Linked DNA regions of Homo sapiens: region 1 is linked to region 2. The links are chromatin contacts, found by Hi-C or POLR2A ChIA-PET in ENCODE. All regions are on one chromosome and are shown on one strand. Each heading gives the region's core, a stretch centred on a gene start or an enhancer-like site at or near the end of the contact. The rest is flanking DNA. Distances are from core to core; before and after follow the strand shown.

Region 1 (4,724 bases), core at 539-3,038, 460 kb before region 2:
GAAAATAAAATGATTGCTGTTGTCTTAAACCATTAACTTTTGGTATCATTTATTCTGTATTAATAGATAACCAGAACACCTACCTTTAGGTGCTCAAGATAAAGCATTAAACAGATTTACTTTCATAGGGTTTCCATTCTAGATCTTTCTCATCTTTGGCAAGTGAAGAACAATTGTTTTTGGGTTGTAATTATCTATCAGATAGCTGTCTGGACCTGCTATCAAGTCTAAATTTGTAGATACACCTATCAAAGAGATCACATTCACTTATTTATACATTTACTTATTTATTTTACAATTTTTTGTAGAGATGGGGGGGGTCTCGCTGTGTTGCCCAAGATGGTCTTGAACTCTTGACCCCAAGCAATCCTCTCACCTGGCCTCCAAAAGTTATGGATTACAGGTGTGAGCCACCATGCTCCATTTATGAATTTAATACATTAATTGCTTTCTTAATATAGATGGGACACCTCTGACCCCTCCTGAGTGAAAAATCCATGTTCCCAAGCACCCAGGCCTTCTATCCTATCACAAGGCATGGTTATCGCTTGTTTGCTTCCATCTCACCTAATACCACCAGCAGCTAAATTCATTCTGTTATTCATCTTTGTATTCTTACCATCTAGGCTAGTGCCTGCACATAGCAGACCTATTTAAAAAACAAACCAACCCAAACAAACATGAAGCCCCCACGTAGCTGAAGGAGGGCTGCTGGTTCCTAGACATAGAGATAATTTATTCAAGGACAGTCCCTATCCTCCAGGAGTTAACAATTCAGCACTAGACACCCTGTGGGACCCAGCCTGACAAGTGCAACGAGTGAGATGCCAGAATTGAGTCCTGCGGTCGAACAGAGGGACTACAGGGCAACGCACTGGGCGTGGGAGGTGGAGATGGCTCTGGGAAAGGATCCATTCATTTATTCTACATTTATCAATCACCGTAGCACACACAGCACATAGTAAGTGCTCAATATCTGTTATTAAATGCCAGCCACTGTGCTAGGTGCCAGGATGCAACAGCGGACAAGAAAATTGCAGGGGCACTTGCCCTCGTGGGGCTTACCGTGTAGCGAAGGATGACAGGCAGTAGACTGTCATCTTATTATGTAAAATTGTGCTAGATGCAGAGCAGGAAAATAACAGGCGGCTGAAATTCTAGTAATGATGTGAGCTCCTTCGGCTGAGGGGAACCGTGGGCGGGTTCTGAGCAGGAGTGGCCGTGAGGGGGACGGACCGTAGGGGGCGGGAAGACTGCAGGCAAGAGCTGGTAATTTTAAGATGCAAATAACATTTTTCTGCCTGACTGGAAGAGGAGCGTTTGGTCGCTCGGGATTCTCCCGGAGCAGGGGGCTGTATTTTGAGTGTAAAATCGGTTGCCCCGCAGTGCAGGGCAGGCGGTGGTGAACTGCAGCCCTAGTCCCCAGGTTTTTCATGCTTGGCACATCGAGGCTCTTCGGCCCCCAGGACCAGCAGACTCGCCATGCGTGGCTCGGATTCGGGCTGGAGCAGGCGGGCAAGGTAGCGGGGGCGGGTGCACAGCAACGCTCACCCCTAGGTTTCGGGGTCTGCAACGCTGGGAGGGCAAGAGGAGGCGGAGTTTGCGCTGCGGACCTAGGCGTTGGCGAGGGCCACGCCCCCAGCCGCAGACCCTGCCTCCAGGCCCCTTTGATTGGATCAAGACCGCGGAAGGGCCGGGCGTCCTCGGGCGGCCTGAGGGTCGGGCAGGGGAGGGTGCGCTGATTGGCCCGGCGGGGATTAAGTCATCGCTAGCAGGTTCGAGCGGCCCAGACACCGGCGGGGCGGCCGAGGCTGCTGTGAGAGGGCGCTCGAGGCTGCCGAGAGCTAGCTAGCGAAGGAGGCGGGGAGGCGGCGTCTGCACTCGCTCGCCCGCTCGCTCGCTTCCCGGCGCCGCTGCGGGTCCGCGCTGCGTTTCCTGCTCGCGATCCGCTCCGTTGCCCGCGCCCGGAACAGCAGCACCTCGGCCGGGTCCGAGCTCGGTTCGGGAGTCTTGCGCGCCGGCGGACACCGCGCGCGGAGTGAGCCAGCGCCACACCTGTGGAGCCGGCGGCCGTCGGGGGAGCCGGCCGGGGTCCCGCCGCGTGAGTGCTCTGGGCGGCGGGCGGCCCGGGCCCCGGCGGAGGCGCGCCCCCCGGCTGGGCGCCGCGCGCACCATGGGGCTCCCAGCGCTCGAGTTCAGCGACTGCTGCCTCGATAGTCCGCACTTCCGAGAGACGCTCAAGTCGCACGAAGCAGAGCTGGACAAGACCAACAAATTCATCAAGGAGCTCATCAAGGACGGGAAGTCACTCATAAGCGCGCTCAAGAGTGAGTGTCCCGAGCCCCTCGGGGACGCGGCTCCGGGGCGGGAGGAACTGGGAGGTGGCGCTTAGCCCGGGTTGCCCGCGCGTCTGCCGGGTTTCTGCTCCCGGTACACTGGGGGACGGGTGTCGACGCCTCCGAGGCAGGAAGGATACGTAAAGCGGGCGAACCAGCAACCATCAGATGAAGAGAGAGACCCGTCGCTCCGCCTTTTGCGTTCAGGGATGGTCGGGAGGTGACCCAGCGCGGGTGGTGCTCTGGGGCAGCGCGGGTGGGCGTGGGCGTGCGCGGCACGCAGGTGTCCCAGCAGTGGGGCCAGAGTGCCGAGCGCGCCGCAGCCAGCGGGCAGATCCCATCGTGTCCACAGCTCCAGCTCCCTTAGGGGCAGAGTTGCTCAGCCTTGAGTGCCCAACCGTGAGAATGGAGCGTGCCCTGCCGAGGGGGCGCTGCCTCCCCTTGGGAAAAGGTGGGTTGTGACTGCTTCGCTCCCTGTACGCAGCTCCAGCCTAGTCAGGCCGCCGGGTTCCCTGGGTGGAATGCTTGGTTAGCTTGCGATTCCTTGGAGTATTGGCAGCCAGTAATCTCTAAATCTGGAATCAGTACGTGCGCAGGTTCTGATTCTTGTGTTTAGCAGAAGGTGATAGGGGTGGGAGTAGAGAATCAGAGTGTTCCTTTACTCTAAACTGTGGGCGAGGGTTTAAAAATAGAATGTACATATCCCAACTCTCTCCCTCTCCTGCTCCCAAGCTCTCCTTTTTACCTCTTCCGTTATCCTTGTAAAGGTCTGAGAAGGAATATCCATAATTCTCAGAAAGAAGTTCAAACGTATTTCAAAGATTCTTGGACCTTTTGTAAAACCATTTTTGCGTTTTTTCCTTTTGGTACAAGGGGAGAGATGCAATTTTGCATTCTGCTTCACTTTTGCAGAGCCAGAGAGTTTCTTTTTCTGGCCAAATAAGCGTGCTCTAGGGATGAGTGCTTTGGATTGTGAGAACGTTTTTGGTGCCTTTTCAGTCTCCCCATTTAAAAATAGCTCAGTCCATCTTTTAGTTTTAAGAATCAGGAACCACATGAAGGCAGATAGTGGAATTGTCTCTGACTCTGTTACTGTATCTGTTTCTGTGATGGATTTCTTAGTAGGTGATACCTTTCAGCTAAGAAATCTTGCCTTAGCAGAGTAGAGTCGTAGCTGTGGGAATTGTTCCCAGGCCTCTTTAAAGGGCACTTACAAAAGTCAGGTGCCTGAGATGTCATTTTGTCAGCTTGTTGCTTCTAAAAATGAAGAGAGAGACAATGGAATGCCAGGGCAGCCCAAAGTGCCAATCTTTTGGGATGAAATGAACACAGGACTGTGATGTGATGAGGCTTCTTAGAGGCAGATTCTTAGGCTGTGCCTTACCTGAAACATATGAACAGACCCTTCCTTTGTCAATAATCAAGGCCATTCTTGGTTTAGGGGATGGGGGTCCCTGGTTTGGAGTAAGTTAGGGGCCCACTTACAGGTTGGGCCCAGGAATTTTGATTGAACCTCAGGCTGGCTTTAGTGAGTTCTCTGCTTCACTCAGCAAACTTTTGGTGTGATTGTGGTGTACTGGGTACTGCACTGGGCACTAAGGGTGTAGGAGTGAATATTTTGCTGCTCCTGTGCTTACAGAGGTGTACTTCATTCCAGGCACTGCTTCACATATAATTATCTCATGTGCTTAGATTCATTCTGCAAATGAGAAAACAGAGACTGGGGGAAGCATTACCTCTGAGTCACACAGCTCTAGCAGCAGGACCAGAGCTTTTGAATCCACCTGGTTTGAGCCAGAGATGGAGTCCCTGCCAGTGCAGAGCTCTTGACTTCTGCCCCATCTCACTTGCCCGGAATGGAACCTCTTGCACCAAGCCCTAGAATTTGGACTTGTGTTTTCTATTTTGGCATTGAATCTGAGGAGGGTGCGTTTGGGTGACTGGCAGTTTTCCTACCACTAGTTTTTGGGGGCAAGAATTCTTTGGTAGGAAGAAACATTGCAGTGATAGAGTTGAAGTGTTATTTAAGCTGTCTAATGGAATGGATCAGCCCTGTAATCTGGAGGAAAGACTGATGGGGATCTCGGTGTTCTGTTCTCTCTACGTCCAGCTCTGCTAATGTATTCTACCACTACTAACTACTACTTGATCAGGTCAGGTGACCTCTAAAAATAGAGGGTGGAGTCAACCATTGTGTCCTGGATTTCAGACATTCCGATATCATGAGATGCTTGCTGCGTGGTATACTACTATATTAATGTTTGTGTATTATTTTTCTTCAGTCATGTTTATTATATCTATAAACAGAAGTGTTTTCCCAGTACAACTTAAACATAAATACATAATTATATAAACACTGGGTTTAGATAATCTATGTTCTCTTATAGC
Region 2 (4,249 bases), core at 758-3,257:
ACCTGTCATCCTCTGGCTTCTGCTCCCAAAAGCAAGTCTGGATGACTGAGTTTTGTGGACATGGCACTCCCGGAGACAGCAGTGGCCACCATGGCACCCAGAGTTTGCCCAAGTACTGAATGTTTTGTGAGCAACCATGTTCCCCAAGTAGGTAGCCAGCGCTGCAGAAACCAAACAGCCTCTTAGCTACCTGACTTTAAAAGGAATGACCTAGGTGTTCTGCCAAAGGAGTTATCTATCATCTCTGGCAAACTTGACAATCATCACTTACCTCGACAACCCTGCCCCACATCACTTTATAAAGTCAGCAGGATGTCTTCTCACCCACCCTGTGCTGGTGTCTAACAAATTTATCTTGTCATGCTCAAATGTGTTTGGCAGCCACACCGATCGGCTGGGTGCTGAACCGCCTCTCTGTAATTGTAGCATCAAAATGACAACAGCAGCAGAGCAGCGAATCTTGCACAGCCCCACAGCATGCCTGAGACAAGACTCCAACAAGTAATAATTAGCTTTTTTTCTCCTGCCGCCTACAGTACCTGTCTAACTAAAGAGCTTCCCAAAGTGGAGGGAAAGGCCATAGAATCCAGGTGTCATTCAGAGCCAGTCCTTGCTGAAATGTGGTCTTCCAGTGGAAGCACCTGTATTATTGAGAGGAAAAAGTGTTGGATGCAAAGTAACACCAGGACTAGAGAGAAAGAGAAAGGTGAACCATCCTAAGGAGCTTTGGATACTTTTTTAGAAGGATAAATATTATGCTTACTGAGGAGAAAAAAAAAAGCGATCACAGAAAAATTTCACAGCTAATATTTTTACAAAAGTTGTGCCAGACATTACAGAGTGAAAACGTCTCTCAAGGTGGAATGCTTTAGAGAGCAAAGGCTTAGCATAGACCTAGACCCTTGTGTGGGTATGACATGACATGACATGTCCATGTCAAAATTCACTTTAGTCAGAACCAGAGTATTGATAAACAAAATGTCAGTTACCTGGAGCAGTCCTGGAGAGGTTAAGACATTCTATACTGTTCTACGTCAACCATTTCTACAAAGTTGTCCAGACACCTAAAAGCAGCTTTCTTGGTTATCCAGATGCCAGAATCAACCTTGTATCTGACAATGCACATCTGTTGATTCTAAAGTATATTTATGTGTGTGTGTATGTGTGTGTATACAGCACATATTTACATCTATGAAGACATAGACACTTACAGAGACCCACATGAGCTGGCACTTTCTGAGCCTTTACAGCCTTTAAGACTCGGAGGTTGAGAATTAGAGACACAAGAGAGGCTGTGGATGGCCTATTAAAATGATTAAAGATGTAAATTCAGTGCCATTTTAAAACTGTTCATATTTATCAAACAATTACTGTCTACAGCTACATTTTTTGTTAACTTACTTAAAGTCATGTCGCAAGAAAGATCAAACCCATGAATGCTTAGTAGCTAAGGCTAGTGTTCAAAAGCACTCTAAAAGACATTTTGTCCACATTTTGGAAAAGAAAATATTTGCATGTTTAATTCATAATTTAGGCTATCTTTGAGTATACTGTAAAGTGCTGTGTGATATAATATCAATAAAGTACTTATTAAATGGCACTTTAATGTTTTCTTTTAAAATAACGCACTGTTCTAAACTTCAGTATTGACTATTGACTCGTGCATAGAATCCAATGCTGTAATTAGAAAGTAATCTGTGACTAGAATAGACCTTTGTCCCTGTTAGTAGCCCTGTTGCCATGTTCAGGCTTTTAAAAAATGCTTTTGTGTCACCAAATATATCTATAAAGAAAACAAAATTTCTGTTCAGAGGCCTCTGAAACTTGGCTTTCTTACATGTGGTTGGTTTATGTGACAATCCCTATGAAATGAGTGGACGTATGATTTTTGAATTAAATGACTTTTCCATTTGGTGGTATTTTCTTGAGTTTCTGATAGAGTTTGACTCAATACATGCTTTAATATGTCTTCAAATAAGCATATATACATGATGATCAAAGGTCACAAGTCTCGGCTCCTGCGGTTTTTGGTGACAACCACCGTGCTTATTTCTGATGAGCTCTGAGAAGCTTTGCTTTCCATTTAGGAAGAGGTCAGATGCTAGGAAACTTGAGAATTTGCTCCTCAGGCATATTAAACAATTGAGCCCGAAGAGTCATAGTCCACTTCACATTTCTAACGTTCTTCTCTTAGAATACATATTGTTTTATTCTTCCTAAATTTGACTTTCTAATCACCTATTTTCTGAAACCTCATGAACACAAGGATGGAATCATCAGAGCCAGAACACAGGCAATGCCCCCAGCACAGCTGGTTTGTAAGTCTGTTGTTTAGAGCTTGTTGCATGCTGTCCCAGGCCAAGCCAGATCACTGAGTCTTCGCATTCATCATGTCCCTTCCAGATACATTCTGAGTGGCAGCCTGGGACCCAGGCTTCCAGTGAGCTCCCAGCTTCTGCCACAAGCACAGAGGACTCCCTGATGGGCTCAGTGGAGGCGGCATGGGGAAGCCAGCGCTCTGGGGACTGAGGATGAGGCTTCTGGCTTCAGATGCTTGCCCTGGGAGGGGAGGAAGGGATGTGAAGCTCCCTTGGTCCTGGTTCTAAGGGGAGGGGGGCTATTTAAATGCGTGGGTCACATGTGAGCTGTCTGCTTGTCCTCATTTGCCACTTCGGGCACTCGTTTACCCCTGTGAACAGCACAGGCTGGCAGCAGCTGCTGCCCTCACTGAGTTGACAGCCTCCTCTGGAAAACTCCCCCAGCACCCAAAGCGTCCCACATGTGTGGGTCATCCTGTAACTAGGCGAGGCTTTCTGAGTATGGTGTACATCTATGTCTGATCCTTCATGGAGAGAATGAAATACGTGGTGTGTATTTTATCTTTGTCCTTGGCCTTTCCAATAGATTTCCCAATCACTTCAACTTTCATGCCTTCCTAGCAGAAGGTTTTAATTTTGTTTTGCTTTTAACAGCCACTCAGAGCAGAGCGCAAACTGTCACGTCCTGTGGTTTTGCTTGGTGTTTTTCACTCAGTTCTGACTGCATGATTAGTCCTAAGAGCACCTGGGTTAGAAGTGGATTTGATTGACAGTTGAAATTAGGTAAATGTTAGAGAGTGAGTGTGATGAGAGATTTTCTCAGACCCCAAACACGCTTGCTCATGAGAATTAAGTCATGGCTCTAATTTCTTATTTTCTCAGTTCTTTCCCAACCTCCACTCAGATACCACACTTCTCTCCTACCTGAATGTGTCAGTGTCATTGGCTTGCCCTGCTTTTAATAGCACCAAGCTAAGCTGCCACTAATTAACTATGCGGGGTTAGTCAGTGTTGGCTGACTGCAGCCTGCACAGCAGCCAAGGGAGGCTCTAACCTCCATGGTAACTGCTCGGGGTGGGTGAGGTTTGTCACATGGAGGAGCTTTGCATAACCATCCGCAGGGAAGGGGCATGCCCATGCCGGGATGCATCCTTCAGAAAGCCACCCTGCGGTACCCAGTCAACATCAGACAGTGAGGACCAAAGCCAGAAGGTTTTAAGTTGAAATGATCAACACGGAGACCCTCTGTATCCCACAGCACTTAGCAACTCCTGTCGCACTGTAAATCTGTCACGTCTCTTACGTCATTGGCTCCATGAAGCCTGCTGCAACTTCCTATTAGCTGAAAGCCAGGTAGCTTTGATGCCTTCCCCAGGCCAACCAGCAAATTAGTAAAAACGTGAGTCCATGGGTTCTTTCTTTAGGTGCCAAATCACATCTTACCCTCCAGGTCTTGTGCCCACCGTAAACTTGAAATATTTGTTCTGACACTGTGGCTGGATGTCCTTTTGGGATTTGTGGGTGGGGGTAGATTATTGGAAAGAATTATTAACTGTTTTTCTACCTTTTCTGAATCTTCGTGACAAAGAAAAGGAGTAGTCATGCTTGCCTCACCTGTGATGAGCAAGTTGAAATTATGGCCGTAGAGGATGGCCATCTTTCTGTTACACCTTTTCTCCTATCACACCATTTTTCTCCCTCATGTACTTTCTACCTATAATTAATTCATGATTTGTCATCAAATGTTTGAGGCCCATCTTGCTCTTAATAAACAGCTCAGTTAGGACAGAGACCAGGTCTTGTTCATCTCTGCCCAGTACCCAGCCCAGGGCTGGCATGCAGCAGGTGCTCATAGCCCCTGGGTGGGCTGACCAAGGGGAAAAAAAGTGGGGAAAGCACTGCACTAGAAGGCAGTTCCTCCTCCCTGTTTT

Evidence for each region. A loop is a pair of places that touch in the nucleus more often than their neighbours do. ChIA-PET counts read pairs that join two places held with the same protein, here RNA polymerase II (POLR2A). Pooled maps may share reads with other maps.
Region 1: a loop to region 2 is called in a pooled map, with 4 times the contacts of the local background. The contact joins the promoter of ARHGAP26 here to the enhancer-like site in region 2. A Hi-C loop is called at or near these places in 2 of 50 pooled maps. POLR2A ChIA-PET finds 5 or more read pairs at or near these places in 2 of 52 experiments (CD4-positive, alpha-beta T cell and K562).

What each region holds. Positions count from the first base shown.
Region 1 is chr5:142,768,589-142,773,312 of GRCh38, forward strand. It overlaps ARHGAP26 (Rho GTPase activating protein 26), which reads left to right and starts at 1,789. Exons shown (of 23, transcript NM_001135608.3): 1 at 1,789-2,327. The coding sequence starts at 2,174. RefSeq lists silencers at 1,593-2,002, 2,013-2,132 and an enhancer at 2,428-3,263.
Region 2 is chr5:143,227,089-143,231,337 of GRCh38, forward strand. It overlaps ARHGAP26 (Rho GTPase activating protein 26), which reads left to right. Exons shown (of 23, transcript NM_001135608.3): 23 at 1-1,919. Among named protein-coding and RNA genes, the nearest start is that of ARHGAP26-IT1, 37 kb to the left of the region's middle. RefSeq lists an enhancer at 2,481-2,540. Within about 2 kb of position 2,008, at least 9 of the 41 ENCODE cell types and tissues checked have a DNase peak (open chromatin) inside an H3K27ac peak, as active enhancers do; they include CD4-positive, alpha-beta T cell, where a contact is called at or near this core.